Regions from separate parts of the Homo sapiens genome. Here region 2 is linked to region 1. A link is an interaction called in ENCODE POLR2A ChIA-PET data of the cell type or tissue named here. Cell type or tissue: CD4-positive, alpha-beta T cell. All regions are shown on one strand. Each heading gives the region's core, and the rest is flanking DNA. Links, peaks and the distances in the headings are about the cores only.

Evidence for each region. ChIA-PET counts read pairs that join two places held together with the same protein. Peaks named below come from ENCODE experiments on the same cell type or tissue, not always from the same donor. Only the 100,000 strongest peaks of a DNase experiment are listed, where the experiment ranks them.
Region 2: POLR2A ChIA-PET joins it to region 1 with 17 read pairs; 19 of 35 experiments call an interaction of 5 or more read pairs at or near these places.

The regions. Positions count from the first base shown.
Region 1 is chr10:131,967,641-131,977,494 of GRCh38, reverse strand. BNIP3 (BCL2 interacting protein 3) reads left to right here. Exons shown (of 6, transcript NM_004052.4): 2 at 3,552-3,702; 3 at 4,377-4,461; 4 at 6,525-6,631; 5 at 6,708-6,857; 6 at 8,926-9,811. The coding sequence ends at 8,971. It also overlaps a transcript of PPP2R2D not described here. Among named protein-coding and RNA genes, the nearest start is that of BNIP3, 9.4 kb to the left of the region's middle. RefSeq lists an enhancer at 4,358-5,228. In CD4-positive, alpha-beta T cell, for the core only: no CTCF peak of the experiment used is centred there; DNase peaks (open chromatin) are centred at 4,234 and 4,634; H3K4me3 peaks cover 1,401 bases; H3K27ac peaks cover 2,324 bases.
Region 2 is chr10:131,903,740-131,913,307 of GRCh38, reverse strand. All of the region lies in intron 2 of PPP2R2D (protein phosphatase 2 regulatory subunit Bdelta), which reads right to left. Among named protein-coding and RNA genes, the nearest start is that of PPP2R2D, 7.5 kb to the right of the region's middle. In CD4-positive, alpha-beta T cell, for the core only: no CTCF peak of the experiment used is centred there; a DNase peak (open chromatin) is centred at 5,337; H3K27ac peaks cover 2,151 bases.

The DNA of each region.
Region 1 (9,854 bases), core at 2-8,001:
CAGTTTCTGTTCGTAAATCACTAAGTCTGTGGGATTCTGTTGCAGTAGCGCAGAGGATGACAGAGATACACTTGTCTCTCCTTCATCTTCCTCTCCCTGTTGTCTTCAGCCTGCCCCTTGTGTGATAGATTACAGTATGTGTTTGGTCTTGACCCTACCTACTTCCTGGTGCAGAGCACCTAAACCCCTGGGGCTTCCTGAGCAGTGTCTTTTTTTTTTGTTTGAGACACAGAGTTTCGCTATTGTTGCCCAGGCTGGGGGGCAGTGGCATGATCTCGGCTCACTGCAACCTCCCCCTCTCAGGTTCAAGGGATTCTTCTGCCTCAGCTTCCCGAGTAGCTGGGATTACAGGCGCCCACCACGCCCAGCTAATTTTGTATTTTTAGTAGAGACGGGGTTTCACCATGTTGGTCAGGCTGGTCTCTGACTCCTGACCTCAGATGATCTGCCCGCCTCGGCCTCCCAAAGTGCTGGGATTACAGGCATGAACCGCTGTGCCAATAAGTGTCTTAAGCATGTTTATTAAAGAAAGTAAAACAGTAAAAAGATGGTGACTCCATAGGCAGAACAACCTGACCAGTGTGTGCGTTATTCATAAAGTCACCCTATTAGCAGTGTACTCCAAAAGTGCTCCTTGGTTAACCATTTTTGGTGTAAGTTGTAAGGAGCCCCTTCAGAATACACTGCTAATACAGTGGCTCAAGGGTGGCCCCAGGATAGTTACTTGAGGTAGAAATTCCCAGGGCAGCCCCTCCTAGGAGGGGAGGGGACTGGAGATGGAGATGGGGGAGCCATGAGGTGCGGGTAGCATGGTTGGGGTTAGGGTTGGGACATGTGGGGTAAGTGGGAGTCTGGTTGCAGAGAGTGTGGTTGGGGTTAGGGTTGGGACGTGTGGGGTAGGTGGGGATCTGGGCTGTATGTCATTTCCATTTGTCTGCCCTGGAATTGTTTCTGGTAAACTGATAAATGTAAGTAAAGAGTTTTTCTGAGTTCTGTGAATTGTAGTAAATTACTGAACCTGAGGCAGGTGTGTGGGATCCCCTGAGTAGGTAGAGGCACTGGCAGAAATACGGGTAACCTGGACACCCCATTCTCTGCTTGCATCTGTGGGAACAGTCTTGTGGGCTCCACACTAAGTCTAGGTAGATAGAATGGAATTGAATCGTTGGACACCCCGGTGGTGGTGACTTGGTGTCCCACATTTGATGTTAAGAGTGGCATCAGAGAAGAGACACCACACCTTCAAGTTGCATTTGTGTTCCATATCGTCAGATAGCTGAACAACACTTTAGTCAAGTAAATTGAAGCAGGCCCAGAATCTGAATACTGTAGATTCAGCGGAGAAAGACAGCTGGCCAAAACAGAGGCTGTGGTGCCGTTCTCTCAGGGGCAGGCCATGGCTAGCCGGCCGCATGGCATCTTGAACCGCAGAGAGGGAAGGAGGGCTAGTGAACATCAGAGTACTTGGCAATACTGTCTGGTCAGATGAGCGGCTTCAGGAATGGTGTGGTCTGTACATCTCAGAAGGCACCATGTAGCCTCTGCCAGAGTGTGGGGCAGACTGGCCTGGGCCTTTCTCCTCCATTGAGCTCCAGGCTCCGAGACAGACCCTGGCTTGCCTTTGTATTAGGGATGTGCTTCGTGTAGGCCAGGACATGAGGCAACGTGAGAGGCCAAAGAGAACAATCATGCGTTCATTTGAAAATTTGTGTGATCATTTCGTTAGCAGCTTACTGGGAGACTGTTGATGGCATAAGTTGCAAATCCACTTTTCCTTCCTGGGCCTTCGGTTTGCTTTTTTCTGGTTAATATGAAATAGACTCTGCAACAAGTGGCGTATGGAGCCTAGGCCAGCCCTCTTTCAGGAGAGATGCCTCGTGTGTGTGGAAAGCTGTGCACCTGCCTTTGCTTCCAGCGAACATGACGGATGAAGAGGCTGCTCCTTTCCCCCTAATTGCATGGTGTTATTAGTGCTGTGTTGGTTTAAGGACAGTCAGCAGCTCAGGGTGATTATTCTGCTTACTAAAATTATAGTGACTGCAAAAATGAGATAATTCCATTGTTCTCGTCCATAAGTTTCCCTGTCTTTTGTGGCCTGCACTTTCCTCCCACTGCACTCCATCCTCCATACGCTACCAGAGGAAGCTCCTACCAGATTTGCTTTAAATAAATAAACCTATGACACAAAGTAGAGAGATTATCTGGGGCCCAGAAATAGACGTGTGCCTATATGCACGCTTGATTTCTGACACAGGAAGCAGCCAGCGCAGAGTGAGGCGGGAGCTGTCTGCAGTAAATGGGGCATCCGTCTCACATCAATGGGAAAATTAATCCATGTAGATTTTGGATCTAAATGTGACTGTCATAACAGTAGAGCTGTGTGAAAATAATAGAATAGAATATCTCAGCTCAGGAAGGGATTGCTGCATTTGACTGAATTAAAATCAAGAACTTCTGTACATCAGAAGACATCAGAAGTGAAAAGAACAAGCTACCGAGGGAAAGTTACTTGCAACATATTTAAATGCAGAAAAACATATATCTAGAATACAGAATTATCCCAGAATTGCACTTTTAGCAGTAAGGGAACGGGAGCAGCGTTCCAGCCTCAGTTTCTATTTATAATGGTGACATGGAAAAAATACTGCTGGATGCCCACAAATAAGAGAAAGACAGATAATAGAAAAGAATAAGAGATTCGAAGAACCAGTTCAAAAAAGATGCTATCCAGATGGCTAGCAAACTTGTAAAACCGTCTTCAACCTCGTTAGAAATTATATAAATGCAAAGTAAGCCACACGATGCAAGTCATAGAGGCTGGGCATGGTGGCTCACGCCTGTAATCCCAGCACACTGGGAAGCTGAGGTGAGAGGACTGCTTGGGCCCAGAAGTTCGAGACTAGCCTGGGCAATATAGCGAGACCCCATCTCCTAAAAAAAATAGCCAGGAGTAGTGGTGCATGCCTGTAGTTCCAGTTATTCCGGAGGTGTCAGCTAGAGGATGGCCTGAACCCAGGAGTTTGAGATTATAGTGAGCCTTCATCGTGCCACTGCACCCCAGCCTGGGTGACAAAGCGAGACTCCGTCTCGAAAAGAAACAAAAAATAGAGCTTAAACCTTTTAAAGAAAACTTCAAATCCCTTAAGCTTATGTTGACATTAGTGTTGTTGTTGTTTTTTTTAAAGACCTCTTTTTCCAAATAATAGCCTTTTTCTTATAAAAGCTCACTGCAAGGAAGTATTCTAATTGGATTCTGTTGACTCAGCAGAGTTATTGGACATTGGCTTGGTATAAAGGGACTGCAAGAGCTGGACAGATACATGGTCTCAGCCCCAGGGGGCTTCCTTCCTGTACCCAGGGAGTGTGTGCGTGGACAGTCACTGCCATGAGAGTGGGCAGAGGGATGTCTTCAAGTCGGGGTTGAGGGATGGTTCCTGGTGTGGCACCATTGCTACCTCTTGGAAATGGAAGGGCAGGCTGGTTAGATATCAAGAGCAGATTCCAGAGTGGGTAGAGAATTCCATCTGCGCCCCTTTTTTTGTCCCCATCAGGCTCCTGGGTAGAACTGCACTTCAGCAATAATGGGAACGGGGGCAGCGTTCCAGCCTCGGTTTCTATTTATAATGGAGACATGGAAAAAATACTGCTGGACGCACAGCATGAGTCTGGACGGAGTAGCTCCAAGAGCTCTCACTGTGACAGGTAGGCGCGCATCAACAAGTGTATGTGTTACAGTGCCGATGTCTTCAGTGGGTGACAGTCACAGCTGGAAGTGCCCGTGTCACCTCTAGGACAGTGGGCTGCTGTTCGCCTCGGGCCGCGTTCTGGACTGGCTCCTGCTGCAGTCCGTCCTTATATAGGAGCCTCGCCCTCTTTGGGGATGCAGTGACCTGGGACTTAGTCTGTGGGGAGCCATGTTCAAGTCATCAGTAGGCAGCGGAACAGCCACAAACCCCACTCTGAGAAACGCACTCACGCGCCTCAGCGGGGCTGTGGTCGCAGGAGGAGCGGTCCCTGGTTAGCAGTACTTCTGAGTGACTCCAAGGTAGAGTGGCCGACAGTGGTCAAAGGTCGCGTGCCCTTGAGAGCTGTGCAACAGACCCAGACCGTGAAGGCGGCAGGTGACAAAGCCAGCTGCTTGCCAGTTGCCCCTGCGTCTTCTCTGGAAGACTGGCTAGCTCACTCCTGTCGTGCTCAGCCAAAAGGGCTGAGGAAGAGTTTGGCTCTGGCAGGTGCTGGGTGGAAGGGAAGACGCGTACGCTGACTGGCTAGAGCCCCTCATCACGGAGGCGGTTCACTGCCTTTGGGGTTTGAGCTTCTAATGATAGAATGTTCACATGATGTTCTGTTTTTCCCATTCTATTCACATCGCCAAGCCCACCTCGCTCGCAGACACCACAAGATACCAACAGAGCTTCTGAAACAGATACCCATAGCATTGGAGAGAAAAACAGCTCACAGGTAAGCTGGAAGGAGAATGTGCAGTTGTAAAAGTATTTGTGATCTGTTTGTACAGGAAACGGTTTTAAATGTAATTGAGCACCTCAGAGAAAAGTCGGGCTTTAAGGGTGTTTCCTGCTTTAAAAAAAACAAAAAAGCGAAACAAAAAAACCAAGAAACTGTGGGTGGGAACATCCACAAGCACATGGGCTGGACACTCAGCTGAGCGGGGGAGGCGCCGAGTGGGACAGGCAGCGGGGGCCTCCTGTCCCTCCCTGCCTGCCATCAGGGATACACCGGAAAGGAGGAAGGGCTCCCTGGTGGCTGCAGCCTAGAGAGGAGGGAGGGACCATTGGAAGGGGTGGCAGTGAGCCAGCTACTGGCTGGTCTTTCCTCGTGGTTGCTGGTTGGACAGTGAGTGGGTTTTAATATTTGCATGCTGTGTGGGACTCAGGAGTTACCCACGGGGCCATCTAAGGCCATGTGGCCACTGTGGCTGTGACTCTGAGGTGTCTTCCTCATTAGACACTCACTACCTGCCGGAAATTACACCCTGTGCCTTTCCTAGCATTAGTCCTGAGCTAACTGGTGCCGGAGCAGTGTAGCATTAGCGGCTGATCAGCCTGATAATTTAGTGTAAGATCACTTTTTCTTCTTTTTTAAAAAAGTTTTTTTTGTAGAGACGGGGTCTCCCTGTGTTGCCCAGGGTGGTCTTGAACTCCAGGGCTCAAGTGATCCTCCCAAAATACTGGGACTATAGGTGTGAGATACTGTGTCCAGCCTAAGATGACTTTTCTGTTAACAGCTATTGAATGGGCTTTACAGAGCGGCCTTCAGCATTGTTGTGAAAGCGGAGTGAGTCTTAGAGGAAAAAGTGTACCTGGGGTTATTGCCTTGGTGTACTATCGTTCTCCCTTCCTACTCCGGCACAGATAGGGTTCGAGGCAGTGATCAGTACTGTCTTGCTCAGTTATATCTGGCAGTGCCTTACCTTGCTGCAGATGAGATGCGCGATGTGTTTTCTTGGGTGTTCGTTGCTGGTGAGAACTTTGACGACGGACTGTGTTCTGTATTTTGGAAGCTCTGTGAGGAAGCATGGCCTTCCAGGCAGGGTTAGTAGCTGACCCTTCCGTGCTAGCGCTTCCCTCAAGGCTTTCTTCACCAAGGAAACAAGGAGTCCCTGTTACCCAGGCTTTCTCAGGGACATCCCCTGGCCCCACTCCGAGGGGCAGCATGATTTCGGGAGCCCCAGGAGCCCTGGCTGTGGGTGTGTGGGTGCATCCAGGGCGTGCGGCCTGCTCCTGGGCACTTGGGGCTGTACCCAGCTTGGGTGTACCCAGATGTTTGGTGGGTTTGGGGAGCTATATTCTTGAGTATTTTCAATTTTATTTCTTTTTTTTTGAGACAGGGTCTTGCCGTTTTCACTGTTTTACACAAAACTTCCCCTAGTTTTAAAAGGAATTAGATGTTCAGGTACAGAATTTTGAAAATGCAAAAAAGTAGAGAAAAACACTTAGACTCTCAGATTTAAAATCCTCTTTAATGTTTCGTGCTGTTATATAATTCTGAGGATTTGGCCGCAGCTGTGGTTATGTGGACATTTCTGCCTTTTCCCTCCTGCTTATCCCGGAAGCATCTTGTAAACCTGCTCACTATACAGTGTCCCTTCCTTCGTCATGTCCCTGTTTTGAGCCGTTTTCGGCTGTTTTCATTTTCTTTTCTTATAACCAGTGCTGCCGTCACCATCTTTGCCCTCATGTCACGTGACTTCCCTAGGACAGTGTTTGCCGCTGTCAGTACCCCCAGAATCTCACAGTGAACCAAATGTATTTACGCCCTGAGTGGGGCTCCCCCAGAGGTGATCTGTCCCTGGAGGCGGCGAGCGTGCTGTGAGCCGGGAGTGCGGCGCGGCCCGGGGAAGGCCCCCAGCCCCAGGACTCCCCTTGGACCACGGTCCGAGGCACTGACATGTGCCTCTGGGCTCTTGAATTGAGCCTGCGGATCTGAAGCTCGGGTGGGAGCTGGGTGCTTTCCCGTGTCACGTGTGGTACACTGATCTGCCTTTAACATTGACTTTATCTTAGTCTGAGGAAGATGATATTGAAAGAAGGAAAGAAGTTGAAAGCATCTTGAAGAAAAACTCAGATTGGATATGGGATTGGTCAAGTCGGCCGGAAAATATTCCCCCCAAGTGAGTGTGTTCTCAGTGTCACGGGGGCACCCCTTGACAGAGGACACATCAGCTGACACGTTTCTTCCCGCCTCAGGGAGTTCCTCTTTAAACACCCGAAGCGCACGGCCACCCTCAGCATGAGGAACACGAGCGTCATGAAGAAAGGGGGCATATTCTCTGCAGAATTTCTGAAAGTTTTCCTTCCATCTCTGCTGCTCTCTCATTTGCTGGCCATCGGATTGGGGTAGGTGATGTGACTGTGTGACTCCTGTCATGGCATGTCGTGGGGCGATTCTGGGTTGCAGTGATTTATTCGTAACCTGTTTCCTGAAGTCCAGATCATCAGTTACAGCTTGGTGCATTTTCACAAACACCCACGTAGTCACTGTTCAGGTCCAGAAACCACCAGCCTGCAGCCCCCAAAGGCCCCAGCACAGGCGCCCTGTGGTGCTGCTGTCTGGCCTGACGAGTCTGCCTGTTGCTCACTGAATATAAACGGAGTCAAAGCAGGGCTTCTTAGGTCTGACCTCTTTGTCCTGTGTGTAGGTGAAAGCAGTCTCATTTCTGTGTAGTACTGTGGCGGGAATGCACCCAGCTCTGCTGTAGGTGGAGGGTCTCAGTTACCTGCTGTACTTCCTCCAGACAGGACTGTTGTTCTAGTAACTCTCAGCAATGAAGGAACCAATGCAGTCTCCGACTTTACTGGCTTGAGTTTCGCTCTTGTTGCCCAGGCTGAGTGCAGGGGCGTGATCTCGGCTCACTGCAGCCTCTGCCTCCTGGGTTCAAGCGACTCTCCTGCCTCAGCCTCCTGGGTAGCTGGGATTACAGGTGCCCACCACCAGGCCTGGCTAATTTTTGTATTTTTAATAGAGACGGGGCTTCGCCACGTTGCCCAGGCTGATCTCGAACTCAAGGGATGGCTCACCTCGGCCTCCAAAGTGCTGGGATTACAGGCGTGAGCCACCGCGCCTGGCCTTTCCTGGCTGCTTATACTCACTCACCCTGCAGAAAACACAGAGACCAGGCAGGCGCCGCTGTGGGTTCTGAAGAGCGTTCGCCGCAGCGGTGGTGAAGAGCCAGAGCGGGAAGCCAAAACGGCTCCTCCTCGGGCTGGTCCCAGCCTCTCAGCGGGGAGGAGGGCTCTAGTCCTGGCGTGCAGACAGTGTTCTGTGGCTGCCGTGTGTTGGACAGACTGGAAAGACCGGAATGCCACTGGGGGCAGGTGGGTTAGGTAGGTTGGCCAGAGGGCTCACATCTGGGGTTGAAGGAAACGGGATAAAAGCCACTGAGTTTCCTGGGCCGGGACCTGAGCGCTGCCCGTGTCTCCACCTCGCCCTCCCGTGTGCGTGGCTTTCTCCTAGCTCTTGGGCACATTCTCACGTCCCCCCCATAACCCGTCACCTTCATTTCTGCTGGTGCTTTTGGGAGTCAGACCTACAGACTGCATCAGCATCACCAGGCAGTTTGCTTTCTGGAGCCTTTTCCAGAACTGTCAAGCAGACTCTGGGGGCAAGGCCTCGGGATCCTCATTTTAAATACAAGGTTTAAGCCCTTCGTTTCAGGATGGATTTCTGCAGCCACTACTTCCCAGCTACTGTCCTTCGTCCTGCCCGGGTTTTCAGAGCCTGATGCTGCCACTGGCGACCCACACCCCCTCAGCTGCTTTTCAGAACCACACGATAAAATCTGCCCCGAAAGCTGCTGCAGCACTGTCTGCGCTCACAGTGCCCACCACACCACCGCCCACAGGCCAGGCCAGCCAGGCTTCCGATTCTGCCCTTTCCTGGAGACCCATCCTCCTCCCTCCGGGAGTGATGCCCGCTGGTCAGCTGGAGCGAGCCTCTCTATTGCCGAAAAGCCTTTTCTGACACTCCTGCATCTTTAGTTTGGGACATCTCTCCCACTACCAAACTTAAACCACATGAGGGCAGGGGCTTCATTTTTAAGCAGTTGGCTTTGGTGAGGCTGGTGGTGATGAACTAGCAACACCATCTTGCCCTGGTAGGTGACTTCCCCCAGCACTGAGTTGGAACAAAGCAGAAGCTTTCTGTGTGGAAACAGCATTCGGTTTGGTGATCCTTCTATGTAAGAATACGATCTGATGTTTTCTAAGTTAATTAATACAAAATACATATTGATAAAACACTAGATAAAAGATCACAGATAGATTCATTACAAAATTTTTATAATGGGTATAAAATCACCAGTCCCCTTGCATAAGCTCTAACCACAGTGAGCTACCCTGTTTCAGCTGTAACACAGTCTCCTGTGAATCACAAGATACATTAACTACTGATAATTTTTCTGTGAAGGATCTATATTGGAAGGCGTCTGACAACCTCCACCAGCACCTTTTGATGAAGAACTGGAGTCTGACTTGGTTCGTTAGTGGATTACTTCTGAGCTTGCAACATAGCTCACTGAAGAGCTGTTAGATCCTGGGGTGGCCACGTCACTTGTGTTTATTTGTTCTGTAAATGCTGCGTTCCTAATTTAGTAAAATAAAAGAATAGACACTAAAATCATGTTGATCTATAATTACACCTATGGGATCAATAAGCATGTCAGACTGATTAATGTCTACTGTGAAAATTTGGTAGTAAATTTTCATTTGATATTAGATATAAATATCTGAATATAAATAATTTTAATATACTAGTCATGATGTGTGTTGTATTTTAAAAATTATCTGCAACCTTAATTCAGCTGAAGTACTTTATATTTCAAAAGAATGAATAACATTGATAATAAAATCGCTACTTTAAGGGGTTTGTCCAAAATAAATATTGTGGCCTTATATATCACACTATTGTAGAAAGTATTATTTAATTTAAATGGATGCAGGTTGTCTACTAAAGAAAGATTATATATAACTATGCTAATTGTTCATAATCAACAGAAACCAAGATAGAGCTACAAACTCAGCTGTACAGTTCGTACACTAAACTCTTCTTGCTTTTGCATTATAAGGAATTAAGTCTCCGATTATTAGGTGATCACCCTGGATGATCAGTTTTCTGCTGAAGGCACCTACTCAGTATCTTTTCCTCTTTATCACTCTGCATTGGTGAATTTAATCCTCTCCTTTGTGTTCAACTTTTGTGTGCTTTTAAAATCAGCTTTATTCTAAGCAAATCTGTGTCTACTTTAAAAAACTGGAAATGGAAAAAAAAATAAATCTTTGCCAAATCCTTCAGATTACTGTATTTACATATGGTTTAAAATCAGACGTCATGATAGC
Region 2 (9,568 bases), core at 450-8,449, 65 kb after region 1:
TGTAATCCCAGCACTTTGGGAGGCCGAGGTGGGCGGATCACTTGAGCTCAGGAGTTCGAGACCAGCCTGGCCAACATGGTGAAACCCCAACTCTACTAAAAATACAAAAAAAAAAAAAAAAAATTAGCCGGGCATGGTGGCATCCCTGTAATCACACCTCGGGAGGCTGAGGCAGGAGAACCGTTTGAACCTGGGAAGCGGAGGTTGCAGTGAGCCGAGATAGTGCCACTGCACTCCAGCCTGGGTGACAGAGCGAGATTTCATCTCAAAAAAACAAACACACAAACCAAAAAAACCACTTTTACAGACTGACTTTTTTAAGTTCAGCAGAAAAATGGACAAAAGATGTAATCAAAGCAATTCAAAGAATAGAAACAAGAAATGTGCACAGCCTCTGACACCGTGTACCCACTCCTGGATGTCTGCCACCCAGGAAGGGCAGAAGGATGGACGAGACTCTCCTGCACTGTCATTAGAAACAGTGGACTAAATAACTAAGGGAATACTATGCAGCCATCAAAAAGGATAAAATGAGCCACATAAAAAGGCAGCCTGGTTAAAAACTTAAGTATGGGCTCTGGACTCAGAATGTCTGCATGCAAATAATGGGTATAGCACCTATTAGCTCTGAGACCTTCACCAAGTAACTTCATCTTCCTGATACTTGATCGTCTCATGTGTATGATGAAGGCAACACAGTAGTACTTACATTTCAAGGGGCAGTGGCCGGGGGTCAAATGAGCTCGAGTATGGCTGAGCAGAAAGCCCAGTTCCCTGTAAGATCTCCAATTATAGACTCTTAATGAAAAAAGGCAAGTGGCGGCCACATGCCATGGCTCATGCTTGTATTCCCAGCATTTTGGGAGGCCGAGGTGGGAGGATCACTTGAGTCCAGGAGTTCAAGACCATCCTGGGCAACACAGCAAAACCCTGTCTCTACAAAAAATAGAAAAAAGCTGGGCATGGCAGTGCAAGCCTATAGTTCCAGCTACTCAGGAGGCTGAGCAGGGAGAGGATTGCTTGAGCCTGATCAGGCTGCAGTGAGCTCTGATCGCACCACTGCACTCCAGCCTGGGTGACAGAGGAGTAAGACCCTATTTCCAAAAAAGGAAAGGAAAGGAAAAGAAGTAGCAAAAAACAATACTGACTAATACAGAAAATCTTATTCAAAGTCTAGAATAAGATTCCACATTTGTGGATTAAAAAAGATTGCTTATACACAAACTAGGTTTTAAAATATAAATAAATAAACACATAGAAAATGATCTACAAAGATACAGTTAGGAGCAGTGGGTCCTGAGGAAGACTCCAGGACAGCAGTGGGATGAAGAGGAACTTCCGCTCTGTGCTCTTGATCCAGCTGTTCTCAGCTGTTCTATCATTTGATTTTCTTTACATAATAAACACTCTATTTTTGTATTTTGAGACAAAACCAGTACAATCTGGTAAAGATGAGAAGGAACAGTTAATCCTGAAGTCTGCCCTGTCCTTGACACTCCTACTGCTAATAGCTTGCATTCAAGCAGCAGTTCTCAAAGTGCGGTCTGTGGGCCCTTGAGGGTGCAACGGTCAAGAACCTCTCAGAGGGTCCGTGAGGTCAAGACTATTTTCATCATAATCCTTGTACATCATCTGCCGTTTTCACGCTGTTGTCATTTCCACGGATGAGCAAAGCCAAGGGCAGGTGGAGCTGCTGGCGGCTCAGCATGATCTGTGGCAGCAGCCCCGAGCTCTCCTCTCCACGCCCTGCACAGGCAGGGAAAAGGGAAAGAAAAAGGAAAAAGGCCAGTTTTGCTTAGCTTATTCCCTGATGAACAGTTAAAATAATTCACCACTTTATTCAATTCCAACCCTGTGATAAAATGTGCCACAAAAGAACTTTTGCTGCATCCCCAAGTACAACTGTCTCAAGAAAAAGCACACGGTACAGTTGTTGGGGTTGAAAAACAAAAAACAAAATTCAGTTTCTCCCATCACATCCTCACAGCACACTTAGGACACCAGAGGTGTGGGGACCTCTCCCCAGCAGCAAGGAAGCAGTCAGTTCTGCAGCCGGACACTGGCTGGGGTCCTGATTCCATTAAATCTTGATGCTGGGAGAAAGCATCAAATCCCATAGGTTGAGTGCTCTGTCCCACAAGACTGCCCCCCACTTCGAGAGCCAACGGCAAGCCTCAGGTTGTGTTACTTGTGCTTCTGACTGACTGGCTATCAATCAGAGTGTCCACAACCCTCACTGAGCACGCAGATCTCAGGGAAACACTTTAGTTTAGCGGTTTATTATAAAGGAGACTACAGAGGACACTGAGGTGATGCACAGGGCGAGGGACGGGGGCTGAGACACAGAGCTCCCGTGTCCTCTCTGGGTGGGCCCCCCTCCAGAAACATCTGGAAGCTATCTTCAAACCCAGTCCATACATAGGCAAGACTGTTTGGCCACTGGTGATCAGCTTAACCTTCAGCTCCCCCACCCCTCACCACTCCCCGAGGTTGGGGATCGGGGCTGAAAGTCCCAACCTTCTAATCCTGCCTAGGTCTTTCTGGTGACCAGCCCCTGTTCTGAAGCTACCCAGGGGTTGCCGGCCCTTAGCCAACGCATTACGAAGACATCACTGACGAGCCCGAGGATTTTAGGAGTTGTGTACTAGGGAAGACCAAATACATATTCCACAGTATCACACAAGCTGAACTAGCCCTTTTTTTCATGGAATGCCATTTTTATTTGAAAGAACAACTGACCAACTTTGGTTATTAAGAATTTGGTATCTGGCAGAAATTGACTTGAAAATGAACACACTGCGTCCCTCACTTCACAGAAAGTAACTGACAGTATTTGTTACCAATGATAAAATCCAAGCTTTCAAGAGAAAATTAGAATTTTGGAAAACTTTTCTCTACTACTGCTAATTTGACAGTTTCTCACTTTTTCTTCTGATGAGATCAGTGATGACATTAAAAAATAGGATTTTCTTCAAGTTTACATAATGGAATGTGTTAACATTTAGAAAAAAAAACAACTCCATGTAACAATATTTCCAAACAACCCCCGTGTGATGTTACCAAATCATGTCCATGAGCAAAAGACCCACTCTGAGCACAAGACAGACCTCAGGGTTCTGACGGAAGAGAGTACAGAAACGTCACTGACTCCGAAAGGCCGGCACACTCAAACACGCTGCCACCTGGCGAGTTATGGTGCATCGCTAAGAGCCTCCAGGATGACCCCTCTTCTGCCCACATGGAAGTGTGACGCCACATTTTCCTTACACATTTCAATAAAGCAACTGGAACACACGGAATGCAGAAGCAGGTCTGAGAATCCAGCCGTCACCTCTTAAACCTCATATTTTAAAAGGATGTGCAAAAGTGTAAAACAACACTGTTCTTCTTGCTTAATCTTTTTGTTTTTGAAAAGTTGTTTCTCATTAAAAAGGTTATGTTAACATGTAGTAGATTCTTTTAAAGTAAAATAAATATTGTAAGTTGTTCTGTTTTAATTTCAAATATAGAAAACATCAACAGCGATAACCAGCACAAACAAAGGCTCTCTGGATCCTCAATATAACTATTAAGAGTATAAAATTATTCCAGCACCAAAAGACTTTGCAAACCAACTCTAGGTCAGGGTTTAGCAAACCACAACCTGGGCGACATCTGGCCAGCTGCCTGTTTTCTGTAGGCATGCTCCTGTGGAAGCAGGGCACAGAGCCACGCCCATCCATCTCTGCAGGGTCTATGGCTGTCTTCCTGCTAAAGGCAGAGTTGAATTCAGTCGTTGCAACAGGGACAGGATGGCCTGAAAGTCTAAGATACTTACCATTTGGCCCTTTACAAAAAAGCTTGGCCACCCCGAAACTAGAGTAAGCCCATTTTCCCAATCTTTATTATTGCAGTAACTTCCTATCTCCATTCTTACCCACCACCATCCACTCTCCAAAGGGCAGAGTGACCTTGTTAAAAACAAAGCTGATGTCGCTCCTCCGCTTAGGATCTGAAAAGCTCACAATCACTCAGAGTCCTGAGCACACGATTCAAGTCCTTTATTCATCATCCTGTGGCCCCAGCCAGCCTCCTGCTCATCACAGCCACTCCCTTTTCTGCCAGAGGACCATGCCAAGCACTGACCTCTCAGAACATACCATGCTCTGTCCAACCTCCACACCAAGCACTCTCCACCTGGAACATTCTCCTCCCCTTCCCTTCCTCCCTCTTCTTATACCCTGATGTCCTCCCCTCCACTCCCTACCCAAGTCTGTGTACTGGGTACTTCTTCACATTGCCTCAGTGTGCTCTGGTCCAGCCATGGTGCAAGGACCCACCTGCTTGTCTGTGTCCAAACAGCGTTTCCTGAAGGCAAGAACTGCATTTCTATTTCCAACAGCCAGCACTAGCAGCCCTTTGGTATGCTGTCGTGAACTTTTCAGATGTGCCAAGCTGAAAGCTGGCCCCTGCATTACCCTTCATTTTTCTTAAACTGGCTCCCTGAAGTGACAGAGTCAGCTATTTTCCTATGCAAGAGGGTCTCTTAAGACAACAGCCTCTGAACAGTTACCAGTTAACGTGTTTGTTTGTCAGAGCTTTCCATACATTTTCTGGAATCTTCACAGCAACCCTGTAATGGTCACAAGTAATAGTACCCGTTTAACAGATGAGAAAAGAGTAAGTAACTTCCCAAGTTAACACAAAGCCTGAAGAGGGTGAAAAAGGGATGTGTACCAAATTCCACGTGCACAATTCCTCTCCATCACCTGGTAATATCATGACATTCCATATGCTGACTGACATCCAGTGGGAGAGACGAGCCTAATAATACATGTGATAAAATAAGGGAACCACAAGCAGGACACAGCCAATTGCTAAACAACATGGAACACAGTGTGAAAGGGAAATCTGGAGTCTAAGACGACACTGAACGCTGAGGGGAGCTGGAGCAGGGACTCGCCAAGTGGGATTGGAGGTGGATTTAGAAGGATCAGCAGGGCTTAGGGAATGGACAGGAAGCAAAATAAATACTCTAGGCAAAGAAAGAAACAGGAGCAAAGATCAAGGGATGGGAATAATCACTGAATAATAACGTAAACATTAAGAGGCCAGGCCCAGTGGAAGGGATCTGGGTAGATGGACATGAAGCAGGTAAGGAAAAACAAGAAACTGCTATTTTTGTGTTTAAATATAGCTAAAACCAAGCCCCAATACTTTAAAATACAAGAGAATTAACAGTTGTATCTAATACTTGAAAAGCACTTTTCAAGTTGCAACAGCACTGCACATTGTTTGATCTTAACAAAAAGCTTCTGATTTAACTTCTAGATAAGCGAGCTGAAGCTCAGAAAGGGGCCCTCAGAGTTGAAAACAGCAGACACAAACCCAACCTGGAACTTCCCATCAGAACAGCAGACTGCTTAAAATCAGGGAACGTGGAAAATCACCAGGTATGATTCAATACCACCACATATCTTGTAAACTTAACTTCACGATGTAACGATGACCAGGCCAGCCTCCTGAGCGTTAAGATGTGGCTGTACTAAGCATGATGAGTCTGTGAATCTTTTTTTTTTTTTTTTGATATGGAGTCTCGCTCTGCTGCCCAGGCTGGAGGTGCAGTGGCGTGATCTCCGCTCACTGCAAGCTCCGCCTCCTGGGTTCATGCCATTCTCCTGCCTCAGCCTCCCCAGTAGCTGGGACTACAGGTGCCCGCGACCACACCCAGCTGATTTTTTGTATTTTTTTTAGTAGAGACGGGGTTTCACCCTGTTAGCCAGGATGGTCTCGATCTCCTGACCTCGTGATCCGCCCGCCTCGGCCTCCCAAAGTGCTGGGATTACAGGCGTGAACCACTGCGCCCGGCGAGTCTGTGAATCTTAAGGCATACAACTGACTTCCTAAAGGCAGAGGCTTCCTATGAAGCTCTCATAAGTCAAACTGCAAAATATTACTAGACTGTTTGCTTGTTTGATGGCCTTCCCCAGAGGATGCTTTCCTGAAGGTTCTCTTCAATGGCACAGATATAAATATTAAGTAAATGAAAATTCTACAATGGAATATAGAAATCAGACCGGAAATAATTCAAATAAGCAGACACCATGTCCCATTAAGACCAAAAAAAAAATATAAATGAATAAATACCAAATGCCCATTATCTGTACACAGAAGAAATCAATAAATATGACTGACAAGTTTTGCATTCACCAACACCGTATTTCATTGATTCTAAGTACATTTCCCCACATCTTAGTATCTCTGAAATTAGATGTAGATTTTATATATACATATAAAAGACATTATAGGAGATTATATATAAAAGACACACCTAATTTCAAAGATTATATATATACATATATAATTATTATTATTTTTTCTTTTTTCTGAGACAAGGTCTCACTCTATTGCCCAGGCTGGAGTGCAGTGGTGCAATCATAGCTCATTGCAGCCTCAACCTCCCTGGCTCAAGCGATGCCCCCACCTCAGCCTCCTGAGTAGCTGGGACTACAGGTGTGTACTACCATACCTGGCAAACGTCCCGAATTTCTTTCTTTTTTTTTTTTTTTTGGTAGAGACAAGATCTCACTATGTTGCCCAGGCTGGTCTCAAATTGCTGGGCTCAAGGGATCCTGCCATCTTGGCCTCCTGAAGTGCTGAGACTACAGGCGTGAGCCACCGAGCCAGACATTATCTTACATTCAATGAAACAGTAACTTTCTGGTGCTGATGCTACAGTTAACTTAATTTTTGTTACCTTTCTGCGACTTAAAATGTTTCTTTCAAAGTACCAATGTAAACTCCCTTGGAAAGGCTATCCTACCAGATTAACCAGATATCTATGTTACTTACATAACTCCCCAGACTCAAGCTTGACTTAAGCAAACAAACCTTTAGTTTTGTTTAGTCTATCTCTTTAGAAACAGGTTAATGTCTAATTCAAAGCAACAGATCATGGATTAAGAAACTGATTAAAGCAAAATCAACAAATAAAACCCCAATACACTTAAAACTACAAATTCTGAGAAGAAAGGAACCAGCTGTTATCAAGCTATAAAGCTATATAAAACCAGGTTCAATATAAGACCCTCCTCCCCCAACCCCTCCCCACGGTTTCTCCATAGGAGCAATTAGTGTAATATATAAAGGAGCAAGACCCATAGCTTCCCTGCAGGTAAGCAGGTTGCAGTCATGTGGAAAGTGACATCACAGGCAAAGGTGCTGCAGCACTTGCTTGACGTGCAGGTGTTTCACTTACTTACTGTCTCTGTGGTATCTACTCTTCAAATAGTTTGAGAATTGGTTGGAAAGTGATGCTATTCTTGAATCCTTGTTACTAATCTTCTATCATTTTGACACAGACTTCCTTTAAAGGCATTCCATTTTCATTTGCCTTCAAAAGCATTTTCACACGCCTCTTGGTAGTAAGATTTTCACCGAGCTTTAGAAGAACAGCTCCATCCCAAGGCTGGACGGCCGCATGCCACAGTGGGGCTTCATCAGTACTGTGCTGGCTGCAAATGGTCGCTGAAGCAGTACAGCGCTCCACGGCTCTGCGGCCAGTCGGCGTGGCTCCAAACCCTGGCCCTGCCATACACTCGCTTTGTGACCCAGGTTAATTGCTCCCACGCCTCGGATTCTGCATCTGAGACTGGGAAGAACAGTATTTCCTTCCTTCTTCGGTGGTGTGAAGATTCACTGACATAGGAAAAGCACTGCGAGCAATCTCTAGCACAGAATGACCACTCAGCAACTGTTACCTATCATGACCTTCGTGCTGGGTCCTCTACAAGGGCTGGGGTGGGAAGGGGGACAGCCAGCCTTCAAGCTTGAGGAGCTCAGTCTACCAGAGAGAGAAGCAAAGGATGAAATACCATGTGACATTGCAAAACACATCACATGCTGAATGAAGTACGTTCCAGGAGAGGGAGCAGGGGCTGGGTGAAGGTGATTCCATAACATGCAGAAAAAATCTGCACAACAGTTAACAATTTCCAGAAAGGAGCCACCGTTTAGAACCGCAACATCGTGGAATTAGAAGCTAACAAACAACTTTTCTACTTGCTTCCTGCTGGAAGCCCCCTGGTTTTACTATTTTAACTCTTGGTCAACTCAGCATATAAACTCACCTAGTCCCACCTTCCAGCAAAGGGAGGAGATGCAAGTCACCACTGACTGCTGCTTATACACCTGCTCATCAGCAGGACACTTAATAACTTCCTTGTGAGCTCAGCTCTACTCCTACCTGCAGGGGGATGGGAAGTCTGATGACCCAGTGGAATCACAACTCTTAGCAAAATGACCTGACCCATAGCTAAACCCAATTCTTTTAAAAAAAAAAGGGGGGTGGGGTGCGCATCAAATTTTACATAGGCCAGCACTTTCACCATAGGTTGATTCTGATTCCCCAGCCCAAAACTATTAGTTTTAAAAACAAAACAGAAATCAAAACAAAAACCAAAGGCTTTTCTATGTCACTCACTTCATGACCTCCAAAGTCAGGAGTGCCTACTCCTAGCCCTGCACCACTTCCTGTGCACTGGGCATCACCCCACTGAAGTCAGGAGAGGACCCAGGCCTTAATCTCTAAGGCTCCTTCTCCTTACCCATTGCAGAGAGGGCAGAAAGACGGCCAGAGTGCAGGGCTGTAGTAAAGCTCTACAGAGCTGAACTTGGCCCAGAACAAAACCTTCAAGAACAAAATGCCTCACAAGCCACAAATCTAAACAAACAAAATCTGCTATACCTTAAGTTCTACAGCCTGAGCAGCAGTGCACGATAAAAACCCCTGTGAACTGCCCATCTCTCTTTTTTTTTTTGAGACAAAGTCTTGCTCTGTCGCCCAGGCTGGAGTGCAGTGGCACGATCTCGGCTCACTGCAAGCTCTGCCTCCCGGGTTCATGCCATTCTCCTGCCTCAGCCTCCCAAGTAGCTGGGACTGCAGGCGCCCGCCATCACACCCGGCTAATTTTTGTATTTTTAGTAGAGACGGGGTTTCACCGTGTTAGCCAGGATGGTCTCGATCTCCTGACCTTGTGATCTGCCTGCCTCGGCCTCCCAAAGTGCTGGGATTACAAGCGTGAGCCACTGCGCCCGGCCATCTCTCTCCTTTTTTTTTTTTTTTTGAGACGGAGTCTCGCTCTGACGCCCAGGCTGGAGTGCAATGGCACCATCTCGCCTCACTGCAACCTCCACCTCCCAGGTTTAAGCAATCCTCCTGTCTCAGTCTCCTGAGGAGCTGGAATTACAGGCCGGCCCTGCCACGCCTGGCTAATTTTTGTATTTTTAGTAGAGATGGGGTTTCGCCATATTGGCCAGGCTAGTCTCAAACTCCTGACCTCAAGTGATCCACCCGCCTCAGCCTCCCAGAGTGCTGGGGTTACAGGTGTGAGTCACCGTACCCAGCCACCCATCTCTTATCTCTCACCAACATCTCTCCCTCAAGGTTGCGTTTGGGCATGACCAGCTTCTTGATCCTTGCTGCTCAGCAATCCCTGGTGACTAACGACTACACTTCCCTTCATCATCACTGACTCTCTGGTGTTAATACAAAGCAACGGTATCACAACTATGGGACAAATCGATGGTG